3 separate regions of the Mus musculus genome follow, and regions 1 and 2 are each linked to region 3. The links are chromatin loops, found by intact Hi-C in ENCODE. Cell type or tissue: gastrocnemius. All regions are shown on one strand. Links, peaks and the distances in the headings refer to the core of each region. The heading gives the core; the rest is flanking DNA.

Evidence for each region. Hi-C counts contacts between places; a loop is a spot of excess contacts. Peaks named below come from ENCODE experiments on the same cell type or tissue, not always from the same donor. Only the 100,000 strongest peaks of a DNase experiment are listed, where the experiment ranks them.
Region 1: a loop joins it to region 3, with 2.6 times the contacts of the local background. A loop is called at or near these places in 10 of 42 quality-filtered maps.
Region 2: a loop joins it to region 3, with 16 times the contacts of the local background. A loop is called at or near these places in 38 of 42 quality-filtered maps.

What each region holds. Positions count from the first base shown.
Region 1 is chr5:100,856,962-100,864,437 of GRCm38, reverse strand. Gpat3 (glycerol-3-phosphate acyltransferase 3) reads right to left here. Exons shown (of 13, transcript NM_172715.3): 3 at 7,230-7,296. Among named protein-coding and RNA genes, the nearest start is that of Gm46917, 13 kb to the right of the region's middle. In gastrocnemius, for the core only: no CTCF peak of the experiment used is centred there; a DNase peak (open chromatin) is centred at 3,571; H3K27ac peaks cover 2,000 bases.
Region 2 is chr5:100,821,854-100,829,329 of GRCm38, reverse strand. It overlaps a transcript of Abraxas1 not described here. Among named protein-coding and RNA genes, the nearest start is that of Abraxas1, 4.7 kb to the right of the region's middle. In gastrocnemius, for the core only: a CTCF peak has its summit at 3,176 (motif pointing left); a DNase peak (open chromatin) is centred at 6,893.
Region 3 is chr5:100,912,127-100,919,602 of GRCm38, reverse strand. Gm36793 (predicted gene, 36793) reads left to right here and starts at 5,911. Exons shown (of 3, transcript NR_168093.1): 1 at 5,911-5,990. Gm36740 (a long non-coding RNA gene) reads right to left here and starts at 6,410. Exons shown (of 3, transcript XR_389418.1): 1 at 6,330-6,410. In gastrocnemius, for the core only: CTCF peaks have their summits at 2,030 (motif pointing left) and 4,289 (motif pointing right); DNase peaks (open chromatin) are centred at 2,029 and 4,299.

The DNA of each region.
Region 1 (7,476 bases), core at 1,356-6,355, 55 kb after region 3:
GTAACCCGGTTACAGTGTTGGCTACAGCTACAGCCGATGCAGAGCTAAGCCGGGTGGAACAAAGAGGAGCCAGGAGGGGTGACAACATGGCCAAGCCCCACCCCCCTCTAGGTTTTTAAAACTACATGCAACAGTGGGGGACAAATGAACGTTTCTTGCTAGGTAACAGTGACTAAGGCAGAAGGAGGAGATGTTGAGTCACCTCAACCAGGCAAGAAGTAGGCGCTGACCAGAGGAACAAGAAGAAGAGCAGGACTGTCGGGGTGTGTTCCGGAGGGAGGGGTAGAGGCAGGGGTAGACTGGGATTCTGTTTCAGACTGCCTTGGTTTGTGGTGTCATCTGGATCAAGTGGCTTGAGTTTCCTCTCAGTTTCTTCATCCAGAAAGTGGGGCTAGTAAGGCTTGTCTAATATAAATAAATAGTGTACATAAGTGTCGGGAGCAAAGATTTCAAATGATCAGTCTGAGAGTGGGGGCAGCAGACACACAGGCATTCGGAACCTAATAAGCCAGAGATGCGTGCGTATGTCTCGCATCTAATTGAATGTTAAGCATCTCTTTGGCTCTAAGGTAAGACCCAGACACACACAATGCATTCTCACTGGGTTATGAGATAGAGTTGGAAAGGCCTAACCCACCTCCACCTTTCCTTAAGGAGCATGCTTCTCCGGGTGCCGGCGTTCTCCTCTAACATGCTACTCACATGGCCTACCCTCTTCTACCCACACTATCCCAACATCCCTTCTCCAGACCAGCCACTGAAAACTAGAATCCAAGTTCTATTAGATGCAAAAATCAGCCATGTTAATAATGCTGTATACATTAGCTGAATACATGGTATGGTAATATGCTAGCTGACAATCAGGGTGGACAGGGAGGGTCAGCACACATTCCTGGTTGCCAGGTGGGCCTACACTACTGTTAGGCATCAGGCATCTGACAAGTTGCACACTGCTCCCCACAACAAAAATTACCCAGGCTCCCAGTGTAAAACATCTACGGTGTGGAAGTTCACAAGCCCAACTCCCCTAAGTAAGACACTTCCATCAACAATGGCTTTGTTTCTCTGGCTTAAATTCTAGACACCAAGGAGGCTAAAATAAAGGAGGGTGTGTTTTGCAGGAGGCAAGAATACAATGGAACCCCTGAGGCTGAGGCGGGTACCTAGTTTCCATCCCTAGGAGGCTAGGTATGTCATTTACCAGATTCCTCATTCATTAAGAGCCAGGGAGTTGGTGCCTCAGTGGGGAAAGGAGTGAACACTCAGTCTATGTGTGGCTGGGGACTGAACCCAGGGCTGCATGCATGCTGTGCAAACATTCTACCAACTGAGCTACATCACTAACAAAAACAGGTAGACATCTGGCCATGATGTGAGAGTGAGAGAGAGAGAGAGAGAGAGAGAGAGAGAGCGCAAACTTCAACCCATCTCCTGCTATGGTTGAATAAGATGTTCCTCAAAGGGCTGTTTCTAATTGGCTTGATCATCAGCTTACAGTGTTTTGGGGAGTTGGTGGAATCTTTAAGAGCCAGGGCCTAATAGAAGGAAACACTGAGCTACTAGCCCCTCTCCATCTCTCCTCTCTTTGCTTCCTGTACAACAGGAACAAGCCTCCCTTCGCCCCCTTATCACATGGTTCCGCCATAATATACTTTGTGCTGCAGATCCAAAGCAAAGGGCTAAGCAACCATGATCTCAAACAACACGATCCGACACTGTTAGGCAGAGCAAACCTTTTCCTTTAAGTTGATTACCTCAAGTATTTTTTTGTTTTGTTTTGTTTTTTGTACAGTCACAAGAAGATGTGACAAACACATCTTCCAAAACCTGACTGGGTTGGTTTGCTTTACACGACAGCTACACAATGTCAGTATTTCACCAATAATATAACTCCACTAAATACATTATACTGCACAGGCTATTGCGCTAAGGCACAGCACAGTGGTTCGGCACTTGACTAACAGCATACACGAAAACTTAGTTTGATCATTAGGCCCTCGGAGGGGAAAGAATAGAACAGACAGAAAGTTAACAAAAACAAATGAAACTTGTTCAAATTCTTGTTGCCAAAGTATTGTTCCCACATTCTCTGTGAACTTATTAGGTTATCAATGTAACATACCCGATGTATACAGTCTACGGATATGGTTAGTCAAAAACCTCCCGGAAAGAATTCCAGAAGGAAAATAAGGAAAAGCTAGGCAACCTGCATTCTCTCTGAACCACCCCTCTGTACCGCATAAGATTCACCCGAGCGCTTTGTTCTTGCTGAGGGCTTAGATGCTAAGAGCAGGCTTGGTAACCCCAAGTCTTCCTGTGGCATGCCAGACGGAGCTGTGAGGTCACATGAATTCCTTGCAGTGAACAGAGTCAAGGAAGGCCAGAAGCAGGTTCAGGGGCAGGGCCAGATAGATGACTGCCCAGCTCAGCACAGCACTTGCCTGTATGACTCACTCACAGAGTGTGACACATTCTGTGTCATCACTGCCCTGCCCTCATCCCAGCTGAGTCCAGGCTGGTAACCATTCTCGTATCCTAGTGCCATAAGACACTTAATATAACTCTCGCCACTAGAAGCTCGCAAGAAATCACACTTAGACAAAATGACCAGTTCAAGCCTAACTGTGTACTGGAATTAATCAAGTCCCCAGAGTGAAGCCAGCCACTTTTCTGCCAGGTGAGGTGGCACACACCTTTAACCCCAGCGCTCAGACAGCAAAGACAAGTGGATTCGGAGGCCAGCCTGGTCTACATAGAGAGTTCAAGGCATACAGGGATACACAGAAAAACTCTATCTTTATATAATTATTATTTTCCCCAAATCTTAAATGGTTTTCACTATTTATAAACAAGTTAAAATGAAAGCTCCTTAGATCTCAATTAGACCACATCCCAGAGGCCTGCGGCCAACGTGATAGAAAGGAACTCAGGAGCTGTTGGCATTCCTCCTGTCTCGCCCTTCCTCCTCAGTGTGCCTCTGGAATGCATGTGATCCCAGAAAGAATAAGAGGAAAGGAGTAGTTATATTCCCAGCAACTTAGAGCCACTGTAACAGGGCTGGAAGGGGTTAACCCTTATCTACAAGCTAACAATGAGGAAATGCAAAACTGAGGAAGATCCTACTCAGCATATCTGAACCCAGTCAAGGACACCATCTTCCTCGGCCAGCCTAGGAGAATTAATGTGACTAAAGACAGAAAAAGAATTACTTCTCCATGAAGATAATCTTTACCTAGGTTCACTTGCAGGTGGCTTATATAGTAAGAGCAGAGAAGAACTATAATACAAAAGGCACTTTGCCAGTACAGAGACCTGATGTGTTGTGAAATATGTGTTTCATTAAGTAAAAAAGCAGCAGAGAGAATCTGTGTTGAGTGTGCAGAGGATAGTTACCATCCCTGACTAGCCGATGAGTTCCTCTGTGTAACTCAGAGGCATGTCAAATATCAAGCCGCCTGGGGCCCCAGGCCTGCCTGTGACACTGCCTGTGACCCTTGCCTGAGCTGGCTGTCTACCCACTGCCTTGTGCTTCTGTTGGCTTCAGTACAGAAACATGATGCTCCACAGACGGAAGATTGCGCCAGCCAAGCATACAGGAGCTCTCTGAGTGTTTCGTCACCTTCTACTGTCTGTCTAGGATTGTGACACCATTTCCCCAATGACTCCAAACAGAGGATGGACCAACAGGGCCACACCCCCGAAAGTGCAGGTTTCCTAAGCAGCGTCAGAAGTGGGACAGAGGTACACAGCACGCAGCCATGGATTATCCCAGACTGATGCAGCCAAGGGATGACCTTACGTTGCTTTTGGCTTATTCACTCATCTTAACACCTGTCACAGCGGCGTAGCGGATGACATCTCCAGACACACACCACATTTTAATGAGCTTAGGATTGCATGCCAAGCTTAGATATCACAGAAGTTCCATAACCTTTGAAAGTTTGTTCTGATTTTCCCAGGCTAAAGGACAGCCATTCTGATTTAAATATAGCAAATGTCATAGGTGCTAGCTAGCCTTTCTCTGCATCATGACACATTTTATTCCTACTCTTTCCTTTGGGGGTCTTATGTAGGCCAAGCTGGCTTGGGATGACAATGTACCCCACTTCCTTTAGTGTGGTGCTGGGGATCAAAGTCTGGGCTTCATGGGTGCCAGGCAAGCCTCTACTGATAAGACCCACAGCTCCCAACAGCAGATCCTTTCTACAATTCCTCATGGTCATACGTGGCTTCATACAAGTTTCTTCTTATATGATACTTGACCACTTGACTAATTTTAATACTAAATCAGAGGGCCAATATTTTTCTACATTTTTATTATATTTAGAAAGAACTGGAAACAAAAGCAAGTCATTCGAAATGAATGACAGCTTAAGCTCCTATAACAAGTAGGTGTAGCATCTGGAACCACTGCCCAGGCCAATTCTAAGCCATCTATTGTAGGGGAATTTTAATCCAGCAACACGGCTGTTCTGGCAAGGGATCCACCACATCCAAAGAACTTCTAGAGCTGTGTGATCCAGCCAGAATGACACAACTTTAATCCCTACGGCTGGAATTGTCTGGAATACAGACACACCTTTAGCACACACCTTTAATCCCAAACAGTGACATCTAATTGAGGGGCAGACAAAGTGACAAATCAGAGAAATATCTGACAGAATGAGTTAGAGATAGGATACCCCTAACTCTTAGAGAACAGGAAAGAGGCAACTTAATGGAGGAGGAGGAAGAGGAGGAAGAAGAAGAGGAGGAAGAGGAGGAGGAAGAGGAGGAGGAAGGGGAGGAGGAGGAGGGAGATTTACTAATACAATTATACAAAAACAGGTTACATGTGAAGACAAGAATGAGAAGGAGCCAGAAGATTAGAGAGAACAGATTGTCAGAGTCAGCTTGAGGCCGAGCAGAGCAATTCAATGAGAACCAGAGAGAGGCTGGACTGACTCAGTCATCTTGGAGAGGAGTTTGAGCCACTTAGCCAGCATTCAGAAAGACTAGAAATGCTGAGCTTATTCAGCAGATGACAATAACATCTGGTGAATAAGACTTATTTCTAGAGACTGTAATGCTGGAATGTGAAGGATATAGTTGTACCCATCAAGACAAAGAGGGCAAGAGACCCCACAGACCCTCCATACCAACTTGCTCCTGTCTCCTAGGGGAGCAGAACTGGCCTAAGTCAAAAGCTATATACATGGATGGTAAACATCTCCAACAGCTAGGGAGAAACAGGAAGGAAGGAAGGAAGGAAGGACTCCCATTGTGCTTAGGTAGGCTGACTAAGTGCAGTGGAAGAGGGTGTGTGCTGTACATGACAAGGTGTTCTTTAAACTTCTGGACCTTGTTAACCTTGGTGGAAAGCTAAAGCACCATTGCACGTGGGTGGGCACCATGGCACGTGGGCAGCCGAGTGGAGGGGCACACAAAACTCTGCACCTTAGAGACAGCCATCTGCCCTTGGGAACCCACTCCACACCTTACGAGTTACAGACAGCAAGGCTGAGTCAAATACTCCATTGGAGAGGACAGAGGGCAGGTGAAGGACCAGCTTTGAAAACACTGAAAAGTTTAGCCTTTTGATTAATCTAGTGATCTATTTCTTCCTTATTGCTTGGTCACTGCTATAAAACTTGACTTCCTGTGAATCTAAGTGTCTGAAATGATTACCAGAATTCTCACTGCAACTAAAACAGTTCCTTTAGAGACATAAATAAAGACTGGTTTTTAACTCACTTCTACCAGGAGCTAAGAGGTGTCCTGTGTTCCATGGAAAAGGGATGACTGTAGTCAAGTAACCTCCAAAAAGCATATAATAATGCGCTCTGCTCTGCTCTACTCTTCTCTTCTCTTCTCTTCTCTTCTCTTCTCTTCTCTTCTCTTCTCTTCTCTCTCCATTCTTCCCACTTTACCTTCCTCCCTCCCTCCCTCCCTCTAATTTTTCCAAGTCTTTTAAACAAGGTCTCACTAACACAGTTGAGCTAGCCTTGGATCAGCTATGTAGCCCAGATTGTCATCACACATGCCATCCTCCGACCTCAGCCCCCAGAGTCTGAGATTACAGGCATCCACCAGGCCCAGATAACATGTTTCTTTATTATGGGGCTTTTCCAGACCTTTGTCACCATACAACAGTACCCCTCCAGAGGAAGGGACAAATGTGCTGCCTGCAGATGTTTTTCCCTGGAGAATCTGCTTTTGTTGCTATTGGGAATTTGGGGTGCGGGAGATTTGATGATTTGACTTGGAGTTTCATATACATGAAGTCTATACTCTACCAGTGAGATACAATCCTTTCCTAGACAAGAATTGTGGGGGTTTTGTTTGTCTGGTTGGTTGGTTGGTTGGTTGGTTGGCTGGCTGGTTTTTGGTTTTCTGTTATATATACATATACATATATAATAACTGACATTTTCAAGTTAACAAAATTTCCAATGTAAAAATTAGAAAGCTCAAACAATAATAATATATGTATAAAACATCCAAATTCTAATTGTGAATAATTAAGTTAGACATATAATCTACAGCAACTGGAAAATGTAACAGAGACAACAAAACTCCCCCCCCAAAAAAAACAAACAACAAAAAAATAAAAACAAAAAACAAACAACAAACATACACAAAACTAAACAGTTCATTGGCACTGTGGGAGATTAAACCACACCTTAAATATATGTAAATGAGCTGAATCTGCATATTGCCCGGCACATTGCCTGCCTGTACCCCTTTTCATCCCTCACATCTTTAAATCTGTGAACACCCTCTTGAAACAAAGTCCTTGGAAATAAAATAATATATGGAAGAACACACAGGAGCTAACACATACTGCCCAACCCTCCTGATAATAACCCTATCTGAATCCAGGCAGCTACTATATTGTAGACAAAATTACAAATAACCAGAGGCCTACAGAAGACATCACTCTGCATAGACCAACTTCCAATTGTTTTTTGTTTTGTTTTGTTTGGTTTGGTTTGGTTTGGTTTTTCGAGACAGGGTTTCTCTGTGTAGCCCTGGCTGTCCTGGAACTCACTCTGTAGACCAGGCTGGCCTCGAACTCAGAAATCCACCTGCCTCTGCCTCCCAAGTACTGGGATTAAAGGCGTGCGCCACCACGCCCGGCTCTTTTTGTTTTGTTTTGTTTTTTTGTTTTTTTTGTTTTTTTTCCAATTGGGTGGCTCTAAACGATTCAGTCTGAGTGTATGAACAATAATAAGTAAGGGAAAACTTACCCACAGAAGCTGAGTTTTTAAGAGCTGACTCCTTGGGGGCTCCTTTCTGAATTCGTAATGTGGCCCACTGTTCAAAACAAGAATCATTCATTAAAACTCTTCCACAGACACATATAAACACTGAACATATTTACACAGCTGTGAACACCAAGTCTGGGCACTGTCTGAATTAGGGAGAGACCCCAGGGAACCTCTGATGTACACTACTGCTGGTGGAGAGCTAGAGTTATGTTTTAAGTTTTAACTA
Region 2 (7,476 bases), core at 2,191-7,190, 91 kb after region 3:
AAAACTGCTCATTTGAGCTGGTTGAAAATGTTTCCCGATTACTGAGGGCCACTTGTGGAGTGGTAAACAACAACACACAGCTGCCTTGTCCTCAAATTCATGAAAACCCACCAACCTCCAACAAGCTGCAATTTCATGGAGCCCCAAGTCTACAGGAAAGCTAATTTGAAACCTAGATTGAGATTTCTATAGCAGTAGTGGCAACTACAGACTCCCAGTGGACACAACCAGTGTCTGGGAAGGTGTTCTGGCTGCTTTTATGTCTACTTGGCACACGATGGAGTCATCTGAGAGGAGGGAACCCAATTGAGAAATTGCCTCCATAAGACTGGGCTGTACAGACAAGCCTGTAGGGTATTTTCTTACCTAGTGATTGATGTGGCTTCCCTCAGTGGGCTGTGATTCAGGATATGTGAGCCAAATAAGCCCTTTCTTCTCCAGATTGCTTTTGGCCATGGTGTTTCATCACAGCAATAACAACCGTAAGACAGAGCTTACAAGTGTATGGGCACTCCATTGTACTTACCAGTGATTCAGTTGGCCTTGGCATACACTAGCCTACCTTGCAAGGAGGATTTGTCTTGTTGCAGCTGGGCACATAAAACATCTCAGTGGTAGCTTGCGCCAAGATTCGGCCACTCTAGGTAGGATCCAGAGTACTACTCTCAGTACAAGAACTTGTTTACATTTGTTTCTCTGTAGATCTTGTGTCTGTGTGTGCAGGTATGTACATGTGTGGACATGTGTGACCACAGCACACAATGGGGGCTGGGGGAGGTCAGAGGACAACCTTGGGTTTTGGTCCTTACTTTCAAGCTCTTGTTCACTGCTGGCTATGCCAGGCTAGCTGGCTCGTGCAGTTCTGGGGAATCTCCGACCTCTGATCCCATATTGCTATAGGAGCATTAGAATTGCTGGGGTGTGCTACAGTCCCAGCTTAGAATGGTTCTAAGGATTCAGACTCAGTTCTTCACATTTGCGTAGTGAGTGCTTTACTAATTGAGTCGTTCCCTCAGCCCTTTATAAATCTGTGTGTGTGTGTGTGTGTGTGTGTGTGTGTGTGTGTGTGTGTGTTCTATGTGGTATGTAGATGTGTGTGATGTGTATCTATGCATGCATGTGTGTATAATGTGTATGTGTAGGTGTGAGTATGTAAAATTTGTATTTTTATATATACTCTGGTGATGGTTACAATCAGTAAAGTTTTGGCACAGGAGCTTGTTCCAAACAGAATGATTAGCCAGGCATGGTGGCGCACGCCTTTAATCCCAGCACTCGGGAGGCAGAGGCAGGCAGATTTCTGAGTTTGAGGCCAGCCTGGTCTACAAAGTGAGCTCCAGGACAGCCAGAGCTATATAGAGAAACCCTGCCTCGAAAAAACAACAACAAAAAACAAACAAACAAACAAACAAACAAAAAACCAGAATGATTAAAAGGTTATTAGTAGACACTTCAGAAATTTCTTCGTCCATTTGGTTAATCAAGAAGTATTTGTCCAGATGCTATATACCAACAGACCTCTTGCAGCTGGAGTGTTTTAAATCTATCCTTTAAAGTATGATGATGGGGCTGGAGGAGTAGCTCAGCAGCTAAGAGCACTGACTGCTCTTCCAGAGGTCCTAAGTTCAATTTCCAGCAACCACATGGTGGCTCTGAAGGCAGCTATAATTGTACTTATACATAAAATAACTCTCTCTCTCTCTCTCTCTCTCTCTCTCTCTCTCTCTCTCTCTATCCACCTCCTCTCCTCTCCTCTCCTCTCCTCTGCTCTCCTCTCCTCTCCTCTCCTCTCCTCTCCTCTCCTCTCCTCTCCTCTCCTCTCCTCTCCTCTCCTCTCCTCTCCTCTCCTGGTCTCCACTTCAGACTCCAAGCCCCAGGAACCTAAGCCCTGCCCACCTCTCTTATGCCCAGCTATAGGTTGTAGGCATCTTTATCCAACCAATATATTTTTTTCTTTTTTTGGTTTTTCAAAACAGGGTTTCTCTGTGTAGCCCTGGCTGTCCTGGAACTCACTCTGTAGACCAGGCTGGCCTCGAACTCAGAAATCCGCCTGCCTCTGCCTCCCGAGTGCTGGGATTAAAGGCGTGTGCCACCACTGCCCGGCCTGTTTCAATTTCTGAGGAAACTGTTATGCAACAGAGGGGATAAATATTCCTCCCATTGCCTTTTGGGCAGCTTAGAATGCCAGCTCTTTACCCAGGGCTAGAGATGTCGAGATGAAACTTAGAACAAAGCCAGACACTGCTACTTTCACATATGGTATGTGAACTTTCAAGGAATTGTAAAACTGATGCTTCCATTTCTAGTGTTACCAGGGAAATGGCTCTGTGTGTGTGTGTGTGTGTGTGTGTGTGTGTGTCCAAAGCTTCAGTGGTCTAAGGCTACTTGGCAGGGTTTTAGAACATATACTTACTGGGGGTCATGGTGCGGGTCCTGCTGAGTACCCCTGTTACTTTGTGATGCCTAGCAAGACATACCAAGGATAATAACTACCACAAGCAGCTTCACAGTTTACAAAGTGTTTTTGTTTCTGTGATCTTAGGTGTTCTCACCACACCCACCAGGTGCGATAGTCAGAAATAGCTGGTGCCTGTTTGAAGTCAGCCTGACTCACTTCCCTAGTTAAGGGCTGAAGTGAAGGATAGAATCTACAACAGCTTGTTCTGTCGGGTCCAGCTGTCTGGAGAGAGCTTCAGCACGGACAGTCAACTTCCAGAGGAAGGACGTCGGTCCAGAATGCAGCATTTGAAACCTAATAGCCCCTTCCCAGCAAGCCGAGAAAAGAGTCAGCCTGCTTCTGCACTGGGTGGGCAAGCCTGTCTGCGAATTGCTCTCTGCGGGCTTCAAAGGTGGAACTGCTTGGCATCAGTAAAGAGTCCTCCTTTCTCTTAGTCCTGTCCCCGGCTCTTCTCCCACAGAGGTACTTACAGTGTCTTTATAGTGATAAAGTAAGACTTGCCCAAGCTTACTCATAACCCTGCAAGATTATTCATTCTTAAAATTATGATACTAGCATGCATATTCTCCTAGAAAGCAGTTATTTTAAAAACTGGGGCTCTAGTTCAGTGGTTAAGACCACTGGCTGCTCTCTCAGGAGGCCCAGGCTTAACTCCTAACCCACCTGGCAGCTCACAACTATCTGTAACTCAAAACCCAAGGAGTCTGATGCCCTCTTCTGGCCTCCAAGAACACTGTACCCGAGCTTGGTGTACAGACATAATTAATGGAGGTAAAACACTCATACTTATAAAATAAAAATAAAACAATAAAATAAAACTTAGCACTCCCATTATTATTATTATGCTGAAAATGTTTCAATGCTTGGACATTACCCCCCCCCCCCAGCGATTTTGATTCATTTCATCTGCAGGACCTGGGAACAATTTGGCTTTTTTAATTAATATTTTTCCCCCTTGAGATAGTGTTCTAGTAGCTTTAAATCATTACCTGAGAAGGGAGGGATCACCGGGATTATCCTGTGAACACATTCCTGTGGGACTGTCTTGGCTGTTAGCTGACGTAACAGGGCACAGCCCTCTGTAGATGGCACTATTCCTCTAGCATAAGCCTGCTAGCAAGCAAGCCAGAGACCAGGGTCTCTGCTTCAAGTTCCTGCCCTGACATCCTTCACTGATGGATGTCATATAGCTTTTCTCCCCTAAATTGCTCTTAGCCAGGGTGTTTTTCTGGTATAGTTTTGGTTTTGGTTTTTTTTTTTTTTTTTTTCCAGACAAGATTTCTCTGTGTAGCTCCAGCTGTCCTGGAATTCCATCTGTAGACCAGGCTGGCCTTGAACTCAGAGATCTGCCTGCTTCTGCCTCCTAAATGCTGGGATTAAGGTCAAATGCCACCATGCCCATGTCAGAGTGGTTTTTTTGTTTTGTTTTTCTTTGCTTTATTTTATCATAGCAACAGAGATAAAGCTAAAACCAGTGTTCCTCTGTTTTGACCAAGCTGGGTTTTGAAGCCTTGGGCTCCAAAAGCTTCTTTTTTTTTTTTTTTTTTTTTAAATTTTTTTTTTTTAATGTTTTTTTTTTTTTTTTTTGCTTGTTTGTTTGTTTGGTTGGTTTTTGGTTTTTCGAGACAGGGTTTCTCTGTATGGTCTTGGCTGTCCTGGAACTCACTTTGTAGACCAGGCTGGCCTCGAACTCAGAAATCCGCCTGTCTCTGCCTCCCAAGTGCTGGGATTAAAGGCGTGCGCCACCACGCCCGGCCCCAAAAGCTTCTTGCATGAGCCTCCTCGGGAGTAGTGACCACCTAAACACAAACTACCCCAGTTTTATAAAAGCAACTCATGCTTTTAAAATCAGCTTATTTTTATGTGTGTAGGTGTTTTGCTTGTATACATGTCTGCATCTGCTGCCCTTGAGGCCAGGAGAGGACCTCAGATCCTCTGATCCACTGGAGTTACTGTGTATGTGCTAAGACCCAGGTCCCCCGGAAGAGCAGCAAGTGCTCTTAACCACTAGTCTATCCAGTCCCTCCAAAGCAGCTTGTTAAAGGTAGCAAGAGATGCTGGAGGACTGGGCACAGAAATCAGAAAGAAACATGCCAATGTATGCTCAATGGTACCAAGTGTCTGGAGGGGAAACCATGTGTCATAGAGACCCCTCTCGCAACCACGGTGGCCTGTGTGAATGATGAACACACAAGGTTGCTACTGGTGGAAAGTTCACCCCTGAAGCTGTGTTAGCTAATAGAAACGCATCCAGCCTTCAAGACAAAGCAGACAGACCCAACGCAAAACCGGAAATGTCAAGCCTTTCGTCCTTGTCTAGTTGCCCTGGAGACGAGTCAACGCTGTTTACCTCTGGCGCTCTTCTTGCTCCAGCTGCAAGCCTACAGGGTGCGTCGGGGAAAGCCTCAGGGACCAAATCCTGGGGATGAGAAAAAAATGCTTCCCCTAATATCTAAAATCAGTGTCCGAGTGCGTTGTTCTAAGTAAGTTGTAAGTAAGCCCCTAGTCAATTATGGCTACAGCCCGGGTGCTTAGACGCCCACTTTGACTGGTCAGGTTTGTCTTGTGTTCTTGCTTAACCAGTGGACTTGCTGATTTTACTTTACTCTAATTCATGCAGAAATTCTTTTCTTTCTTTTTTAAAAAAGATTTGTTTATTTATTTCATGTCTGTGGGTACACTGTCGCTGTCTTCAGACACACCTGAAGAGGGCATCAGATCCCATCACAGATGGTTGTGAGTCACCATGTGGTTGCTGGGAATTGAACTCAGGACCTCTGCAAGAGCAGTCAGCGCTCTTGACCATTGAGCCATCTCTCCAGCCCCAGAAATTCTTTTCTGTCAGACAACAAGGACCTGGGTGAACCAGAAGAGTATCACCCCCAACCCAGGTCAGAGTGTTGAGTAACATTCCTGTTTCCTGTGTCTGAAATGGCCTTGATAATAAATAGTTCAGCAGGTGAAGTTTCGTGGCATCTCCTGATGTAGTCTTCATGAAGCAGATGAACAGACACTCATGAAAAGGCAGGGCCACCTCCGAAGCTTACACACACACACACACACACACACACACACACACACTGAAAACACAGGGAACATCCGCCCCCCAAATCATCCAAAATCTGAAGTCACCATGGTATGAAAGCCCTTCTCAGATCATGTGTGACAGACATGGATGAACCATACAACTGTACAGGTCAGTGGCCCTTCAGAGAGAGGAAATAAATTACCCAGAGTGCTTTGATGGATACAAGTAAAGAATGTGTTCTGCTTAACTCGGTTAACTGCTCCAAGAATTAAAAAAGCGTTGACTCATCTCCAGGGCAACTAGACACAGGATAAAAGCGTGGCATTTCCGGTTTTGCTGTTGGGTCGGCCTGCTTTGTTTTGAAGGTTGGATACCTTTCCATTAGCTAACTCAGCTTTAGAGATGAACTTTCCACCAGTAGTAACCTTGTATATTCATCATTCACACAGGCCACTGTGGTTGCAAGAAGGGTCTTTAAGACACATAGTTTCCCTTCCAGACACTTGATACAATTGAGCTGAAAGAATGTCCTCCTATTTTGTTTCTGCACAGGGGTTAATAATACAGTATTAGATTTCCCTCATCATGCAACCCACAAATTCATACGCATGCCTTTACTTTCAGTTCTGCGAGGGCTAAAGTTATATGTTAAGTTTTAACTACTGTGCTTAAGAGATCTATAAAACAAAAAACGCCTCTAACCTGTAAGCCCCACTTGCCCAAGGGCAGCCAGCTTCCTGGAATGCTGGGGGCTGCGGTTCAAGTAAGATAACAAGCCAGGTGTTTTCACTTCTGTGAAGAAGGTTGGTTGCTCCAGCTGCACAGGAAGTGCTTGGTCACATGCATGATAGAGAGGTATGTAGGCAGGAAGTATGTCCGGATATGATTGCTGTTGATTGGATGAACGTGGGAATACGGAGTCTTGTGGGGTTTACAGCCATTCTCTGGGCATCCAAGGTATGGAACTGGCCGGTGTCCATCATCCTGACCAGTATCTAATAAAGCCTGCTTTACATTTTGCTCAAAAATTGTGGTACTAGTCTTATTTTCACCTGGTAGGATTAACACTTCTTCTTACTGCTTTGTATACCATTGTACGGTCACAACATGGTGATGTAGTTTTCAGACAGCAATAGGGTCTAGTGAGGGTGTTATCCCAGAACACAGCTGTGATGGTCTCAAAGATATGCCCACACAGTCTAGAAATCTGAATAGTTTCTGGTTGGTGGCACCATTTGGATAGGTTCAGGAGGTGTGGTCTTGCTGAAGGAGTCACTGGGGGCAGGCTTTGAGAATTAAAAGACTTGTGCCAATTTTAGTTTGCTCTCTCTGCATCTTTCTCGAGGTTCAGGGTGTCCTCTGCTTGCTGTACCATGCCTGCCTGCTGCTTGCCAGGCTCCCTGCTGTGACGGTGATGGGCTCCTATCCCTCTGGATGTGTAAGCCCAAATAAACCGTCCCTTCCGTAAGGTTCCTTGGTCATGGTGGTTTATCACAGCAACAGAAAAGCAATTAATATTCAGCAGAAATGTCACCACACCCAAGGTCATCTGCTCCATACTTAAAAGCTAATATTCAGAGAATGAGAGTTGGTGGAAGGAAATCGGGTTTATTCAAGACTTTGTATTCTGAGATGTGGGAAACTATTTCTCCCCTCAAACTTGCATATTAGGGAACTCGGGTACATGAGAACTCCTTCACAAGGGGGGGGGAGGTGCCGAGGTCAAAGGGTGGGAAATGTACGTGCTGGGTAGGATCTTTGTCATCTAGGACTGTTGTCTTTATTCTCCTGTCACAACCAGCCTTGAACTCTGGTGGCTAGCTCATGTAATGAAAACTAAATACCATGGGCCTTTACATGTATTATGTATAATTATATATGTGATACATATGATAGTACCACGGAATATATATTAATACATACACATTCTATAATACATATGTATTATACATATGTTTTTCTTTTTTTTCTTTTTTTTTTTTTTTTTTTT
Region 3 (7,476 bases), core at 1,212-6,211:
TAGTCGTTCAAGCAGCTCTTGACTTTTTAGCAAAGCATGCCCACTCTCCATTACATCAGAACTTTGCAGGCCTGTGTCTTTTCAGAATAGGCTTTCAACACCCAGGCTGCACCAGACAGACAAGCTCTGTCGAATTAGCAGCCTCCTGGGTGTTTCTTTTCCAGGACGCTGTCAGCTGAAATGGCAACTGTATTTCCATCTGTCTTTTGCTTATGGGAAAGTCGGTTGGTCTTTTTCCTTCCTTTTTGCTTATCCGATGCTAAAACTTCTATCGAAGTTGGTCTGCTATTTCGAGAATAGTGTTGGGAACTCTTTAACTCAAAAAAATCTTCTGCTGCCACCTACTGGCAAAATTGTTGCATTACATCATCATGTCCTCTACCAGGTAATTCATGGGCAGCTGAATTCCCTCCGACTGAAAGTTTCCCAAGTATGTACACAAACAGAACGGATTGGGGAGACTTCAGATGTAATTAACCCCCTTTTGTGGTATAGAGGACTGGTACCAAGGCCTTGCTCAGTCGAGGCACGTAATCTGCCACTAGCTTCGTCCCCGGTCCTTACAGTAATTTTCTTTTGCATTTTACCTTGGAGAAAACTACTGCCCATTCACAATATTTGTATAAAAACAAAAAGTGTATGCTCTCCACCTTTTTCCTTAGACCACAAAGTTGTAAAAAGCAACCATTTCCTTCAAGCCCACACTGGCTCCAGATGGGCCTTGCTTAAGCATTTCGTTCCTGTGTTAAATGTCTCGGAAATATTGTTCCATGTTTGGTAAATGTATTTTCCTTACTAAACACTCACACAAGTTTTCATAGTAATTATGAAACTAAGGGGTTTTTTTTCTACTCGGAATATTTACTTATTCCTGATAAGAACACTAATTCAACGTATATTAACTGGTCCGCTAGTTTACTCTCTCAATACTGAACCATCTGGATCTTGCCTTGCCCACAGAGTTTATAGCTTAGGAAAGAGAATGCAAAGCCCAAACAAGAAAGTACATTCGGCCGGGCGTGGTGGTGCACGCCTTTAATCCCAGCACTTGGGAGGCACAGGCAGGCGGATTTCTGAGTTCAAGGCCAGCCTGGTCTACAAAGTGAGTTCCAGGACAGCCAGGGCTACAGAGAAACCCTGTCTCGAAGAAAATTTAAAAAATAAATAAATAAATAAAAAGAAAGTACATTCGATGGTGGAAATAGAGAGCCAGGGAACTCCAGAGTGGAAGTGCCTAACATAGCTCATACTTCTAACAGTAAATGCTAAACACACATGGTTTTCACACTGAAGATCAGTATTTCCCTAGCTGAGGACTTCTGCTTACCAATGTCAGCTAGGCTTCCACGGCAAGACCGCGCTCAGGGTCCACCCATTTCTGCTCCCTAATGCTGTAGTAACAAGCATGCAGCCATGCCTGGCTATTCACACAGGTACTGCGGATTCATACTCAAATCTTCGTGGTGGCGAAGGAAGCAGTCTTGCCCACCATCTCCCCCAGACCCAGCATCAGCATTAATACTGTCCAAATGACCTTCAATCAGTGAGGCATGGGGACTGGTAAATAAATGACGTTGCTTTTTTAACACACATTCACACACACACACTCATTCTCATACACAAACACACATACACACACTCTCACACACACTCACACACTCATTCACACACACACTGCCCCTGCAATAAATGACTCTGAGGTATATTCTAGTTGGGCTTTTAGAATGTTCCCCAAGGTGTGTAACAGAACTTTGTGATTTGAAAAAGTTTAATAAATGGCATCTATCTTTCCCACAAATTGTCCTGAATCACACGTAGCAGTGACCAAGGTGAGCCTGTGAAAAACGGGACCTGCCAATTATATTTACGGGGAAATTGCCAGCTTCCAGAAGACAGGCTTCCTCGGGGAAGAAAGCAGCGACTGAGCCACACTGTCTCAGTGACTCCTACATGTGAGTGATATTCCCCCTGAAAGGAACAAGGAAGGGGCATTGAAGGGCCAGACAGAGGAGCGCCATCTGCTGGTGAGATAAGCCCGCTACAGCAGGAAACAGCGCCCCCACCCTATCGCGTGTCAACCCTCCGCTCAGCGAGCTGTGTTTTCCTAGGTCAGTAACTCCCCAACACCACACTCGATATAATAAATTGTTTTTAAAATTTTAATCTCTGTGTTCTCAGTACTCAACCCCAGATGACACTGGTCCCCAGTGAAGACCACAGTAATCAATAGTATGAGTAACGGCCATTAAATCGATATTCTGTTTGTCATTAATAGATTTTTAACCACATAATTCCTGCCTATAAAATAGGAACGGTGTTTGTTCTGATTTTCATTGTAAACATTTATTGAACCCTTGCTCTGTGATAAACTATTGCATATTTATTTAATGCTCACAAAGGTCTGTATTCCCCCTAATTACTCAGATGGCGAAACAGAGGCCTCTAAAGGTCAAGGAGTTTGATAGAAGTCACTCCACTAATAAAAGTGACATCAGAACTAGGCCTGGTTAATCGCAAGTCGAAACCCATCCTCCATCGGTGCACTGCCAATCCATCCCTCCCAATCATTAAACTGAACGTATGTTTTAAAGATAACGCATTTGGTTTTGCTTTAAATTGCTTTAGAATTGCCAACAGGACAACGAGCTTCAAAACTAGCACTGAATGATGCAAATCGATTTGAATATTCTTCTTTGAGATAAATTGGCCTTCAGGCACACCGACCAGACTCTGCTTTGTACAAAAGACGGAAGCAAATAATGATGGTGATAAGCACACAGAAGAAAATGACCCGTATTTTTGGACAAGTCGTTGCTAAGTATCTTCTGATCTGAAATCAATCCAAATCGTTCCCCTGAGTCTGGAGGCTCCTTATCCTCTGTCAATGAGGTTTGCTACGTCAGTGGCTTCAGAGTTCAAAGCTCCAGCTATGAAAGACACACCCTTTCCTGTAAATGCTCTAAGCAAAGTGTGTGTGTGGTCTGTGACGCAATCCCAGCTCCATAATACTGCGTACTATGGAACTATGACTATATCTCCCGTCTTTAAACACACAGAAGTCAAGGGCAGGTTCCTTGACCCTACAGCAATACTTGTTGGGTACTTGAGTCTCAAATTGCTGATTCTTTGAAACAACAAATCAGACGAGGGAACCTCTTGTAAACCTTTGACCCAATAAAGCAAGACTCCTTCAGGAATCTTTTGGGGATTTTTCAACGATATGTTGTCATATGAACTCGAAACACATTTATCCAAACAAATTGACTTTATTGTCATTTTTTTCTTTTTTTAAAGATTTATTTATTTTATCCCCCCCCCCCGTGTGTGTGTGTGTGTGTGTGTGTGTGTGTGTGTGTGTGTGTTGCCTGCACATATTGGTATGTACCTGTTGCCTGAAGAGGAGAGAAGTGTGCTCTAGAACTGATGACAGACTGTGGGGAGCTGTCATGTGGGCGCTAGGAATCAAACCCCAGTCCTCTGCAAGAGCAGCCAGTGCTCTTTGACTGTGAAGCCATCACTCCCACCCCAAGAGTTTTCCTTAGTGGACCCGGATTCGAGGACCAGGAATGGATGCTGTATTGGACCCCTGGGGAACACACAGCATCTTGAAAACCCAGACTCCTGTTGAGTAGCTCACTGCGCCTTTGAGTCCTCTCCTCGGTGGCAGCGGCGGGAGGGGGGGGGGTGGGGGGGGTGAGCTCTTGTGTTGCCCTCAGGAAAACAATGGAAGATAGGATCTTTCAGAACAGCGTGCCTGGGGAAAAGCTGGGCCTTTGGAACAAAGCAGGACGGGTTACTCTTTAAAGGTTTCACACTTTCCCAGCAAATATTCTCACTACAACCACTCCTCCTGGGGTAACATAGCCTACCCTGTTTCCTGTCCCCCCAATCACGGGGGATAGGCGCTGGGTGACCATGGAGTCCTACTCACCCAACTGCATGACTAACCTGTGACCCAGTGAGGCCAGAGTCTTTAAGCTTTTTCTCTATATAGCTGAGTCACAACATGAAAACGCTATTTGATTTGAAATTGTGGTTTGGGGCAACAATCTATCTTCCTGATGGGTGTATAAAGCCAGCTGGAAATAATGAAGAGATTGCAGGTTCTAATGAACCTCGGGTCTACCCTGGATCTGCCTTCCAAGGATCTAGTTCCCACCGCAATGCCTTCACTTCCATGGGATCTGTTGAATCCAGCTGAAATGGGTTCTGTTTCCAAGTTTTAAAAACTTACTTCTAGCAAGTTAAGTTGAACTCAATGTAGTCACGATGCTACACGTAAAGTCCACAAGATGGCGCTCTCCTCAAGCTTTCGTTCCATGGCTTCCCAACCAGCCATTCTAGCTGATAGCCACATTCACAAATCATAATCAGTTGAAAACTCTCAATGGTTCCGAATGCACTCCAATGGTTACAGCTGTGCCGAGTAGGGCACCCTGCATGGAGTGCTTAAAACCAAGCAGGTGTGGAAAGCTATAGTGTGGCCATCTCTTTCAGGACAACATCAACCTGCAATGGGTTTAGGAGATTTTGTATGAAATGCTCTGCGACAGCTGAGATCACAGAGCCCTATAACCCACCCATCCACTAGCCTGATTAGCCTTCAGGGCCAAAGAGCTTTACTGTAAGGTTGTTACCTACCGGGATATCACAAGTCTGTGTCCCTATCTCAGCCCAGATTTAGTGCACTGGTGAGTTGGAGAAGTCTTCTGCCTACAACTTCCGGTTCCGGCTTACTGCACAAATAACACTGTCTTTTCATGAGGTTTTTGGGTTTGTTTGTTTTTTTTAAGATTTACTTATTTTATGTATATGAGTGCTCTATCTTCGTGTATGCCTGCATGCTGGATGACAGGATTAGATCCCAGATGGTTGTGAGCCACCAGGTGGTTGCTGGGAATTGAACTCAGGACCACTGAAAGAACAGATAGTGCTCTTAACTGCTGAGCCATCTCTCCAGCCCCTTTAAATGAGGTTTTAATGGGTGTTTTGAAAATGGAAGGGCTTGACCTCTTGGATAAAATATAAGGTTCCTATCACCATAATAAAAATTCTGTACACTCTATTAAAACTTCCCTACTTGGCAGGGTGTCAGTAGCACACAACTTTAATTGAAGTGCTCAGGAGGCAGGCGGATCTCTCTGAGTTCAAGGCCAGCCTGGTCTACAGAGTTAGTTCCAGCCAGGGATGCACAGAGAAACCCTGTCTCAAAATATAGATAAATTAGATTAGATAGATAGGATAGAGAGAGAGAGAGAGAGAGAGATGATAGATTGATAGATAGATAGATGATAGATAGATAGATAGATAGAATGATAGATTGATTGATAGATAATAGATAGAATGATAGGTAGGTAGGTAGAATAATAGATGAAGATAGAAAGATAGAGAGAATGATAGATAAGATAGAATGATAGATAGATAATAGAATGATATATGTAAATAGATAGAAAGAGATAGAATGATAGATAGATAGATAGATAGATAGATAGGATGATAGATAGAATGATATAGAGATAGATGGATAGATAGATAGATAGATAGATAGAATGATAGATAGAATGATATAGAGATAGATGGATAGATAGATAGATAGATAGATAGATAGATAGATAGATAGATAATCCTTCTTGGCTTGTTGATCTCTTGGGAGAGAATAAAATCACTATCACAATTTTTAAACCAAATTAAACACTTGCCAAGATAATGGACACTGGCCAGGTCCATACCTTGGATTCCCAGAAAATGGTTGCTAGTTACATTAGTTTGGGCAGAACCCACAAGGCTACATATGTATCGACTTCATCCAATCAGAGGCAAGTATACATTATGACATACTTCCCACCTATGTGTGACCAAGCTTATCCTTCTGAGCCAGGGCAACCAACCTTTTTTACAAAAGTGAACAACACCTGGCTTGTAATCTTACATGAACAACAGCCCCCAGGATTCCAGGAAGCTAACTGTCCTTGGGCCAGGAAGGCTTACAGGTTAGTCTCTTAACTAAACACACGCACGGCATAGCTTCGGTTCTTTTGCATAAGCAGACAGCCCAGTGTGAAGCCAAAGTGGAGGGAGGCATTTGGTTCCAATGCACACGAGCAGGCTTGAGTCACCCATTCTCTCTCAAGTTCAAAAGAAATGTCCTCCAGCAAGCCCCGCCCTCTGCCCACTCCTAGATGCATTTGCAGGACTGGAAGACAATCTGGCAGGAGATAGGAAGCTTTAGGCTTAGCCCCACCTCTGCTCTCCACACTGACCTCGACTCACATAACCGCTCTGTAGCTTCAGCACCCCGAGAGCAAGGAATTCCTTCTCCGGTTACTTACCTCGAGGACACTGTGAGGACACTGTCATTAGTTCATGACAGTTTAAAATTTGACCAGTGTTTCATTCGATCACAACAACTTTCCATTTCTGAAGTAAGAAAATTGATAAAATGTTAAACAAATGCATTGCTACAATAGACAAAACCTGAGAAGTCTATGGCTTAACATCATGAAGGCTGGTTGGTTGGTTGGTTGGTTGGTTGGTTGGTTGGTTGATTTTTCCCCAGTCTGATGAATGTCGTCCAGCTGTTCCGTATCAGTGGGTAACCTCTCTTTATGTGAGGAAGTGAAGTACCAAGTCCTCTTGCTTGGGGCTCCTTAGGGCTCTTGGGCTTTGGCCTTCTGCTTCCAACTGGCAGACAGGCTAAGAGAGTGGAGAAAATCCCATCCCAGGTGGTTTCCACTCTCCTTGTTGAGAACCAGTCAATGGCTCCATTCAGATGAAAAGGGGCATTGAGAAATGTAGCAGCTGGCTGGGGGCTGCTTCCTAGGGACAATGTCGTTCCCTGGCAGAAGAAGGAAACTGTGGTGAGTGAGCAGAGCCCTGCTTGGCTGTAGCTAAGTCACCCCTTCAAGGCTCCTTCAATGAGAGGTGAGCGCCAGCCACCTACTTCTGAGTAGCTGTTTGCCACAAGCTCAGCAGCTTAAAATAATACCGTGCAGGTATCAGGATGTGGTTTAGCTGGGTTACCTGGCGCAGAGTCAGAAGCTGCATTCTGGATGTTGGCCCAGCCTCCAGTCTCTGGAGGGCCAATCAGAAAAGAAGTCACGTTCCTACCCACACAATTCTTGAGGCTCCTCGGGGCCCTTGCAAGCTTCAGGTTCATGACAGCCTCCCTCCTCAGCACGAGCACAGGAGGAAGGGAGAAACAGAGAAGCAACGGGAAAGGCAGACAGAGGCTCTATCTAGGGCGGTGGTTCTCAACGTTCCTAATGCTGCAACTCTTGAATGCATACAGTCCCACACATTGTAGTGGCCCCAACCATAAAATTATCTTCACTACTACTTTGTAACTGTGATTTTGCTACTTTTATGAACCGTATCATACCTATTTTTTGGAGATAGAGGTTTGTCGTAGGGGTCGCGAGCCACAGGTTGTGAACTGCCACTCTGGAGCGACTCAGCTAGCTACTGAATGGAATGGCG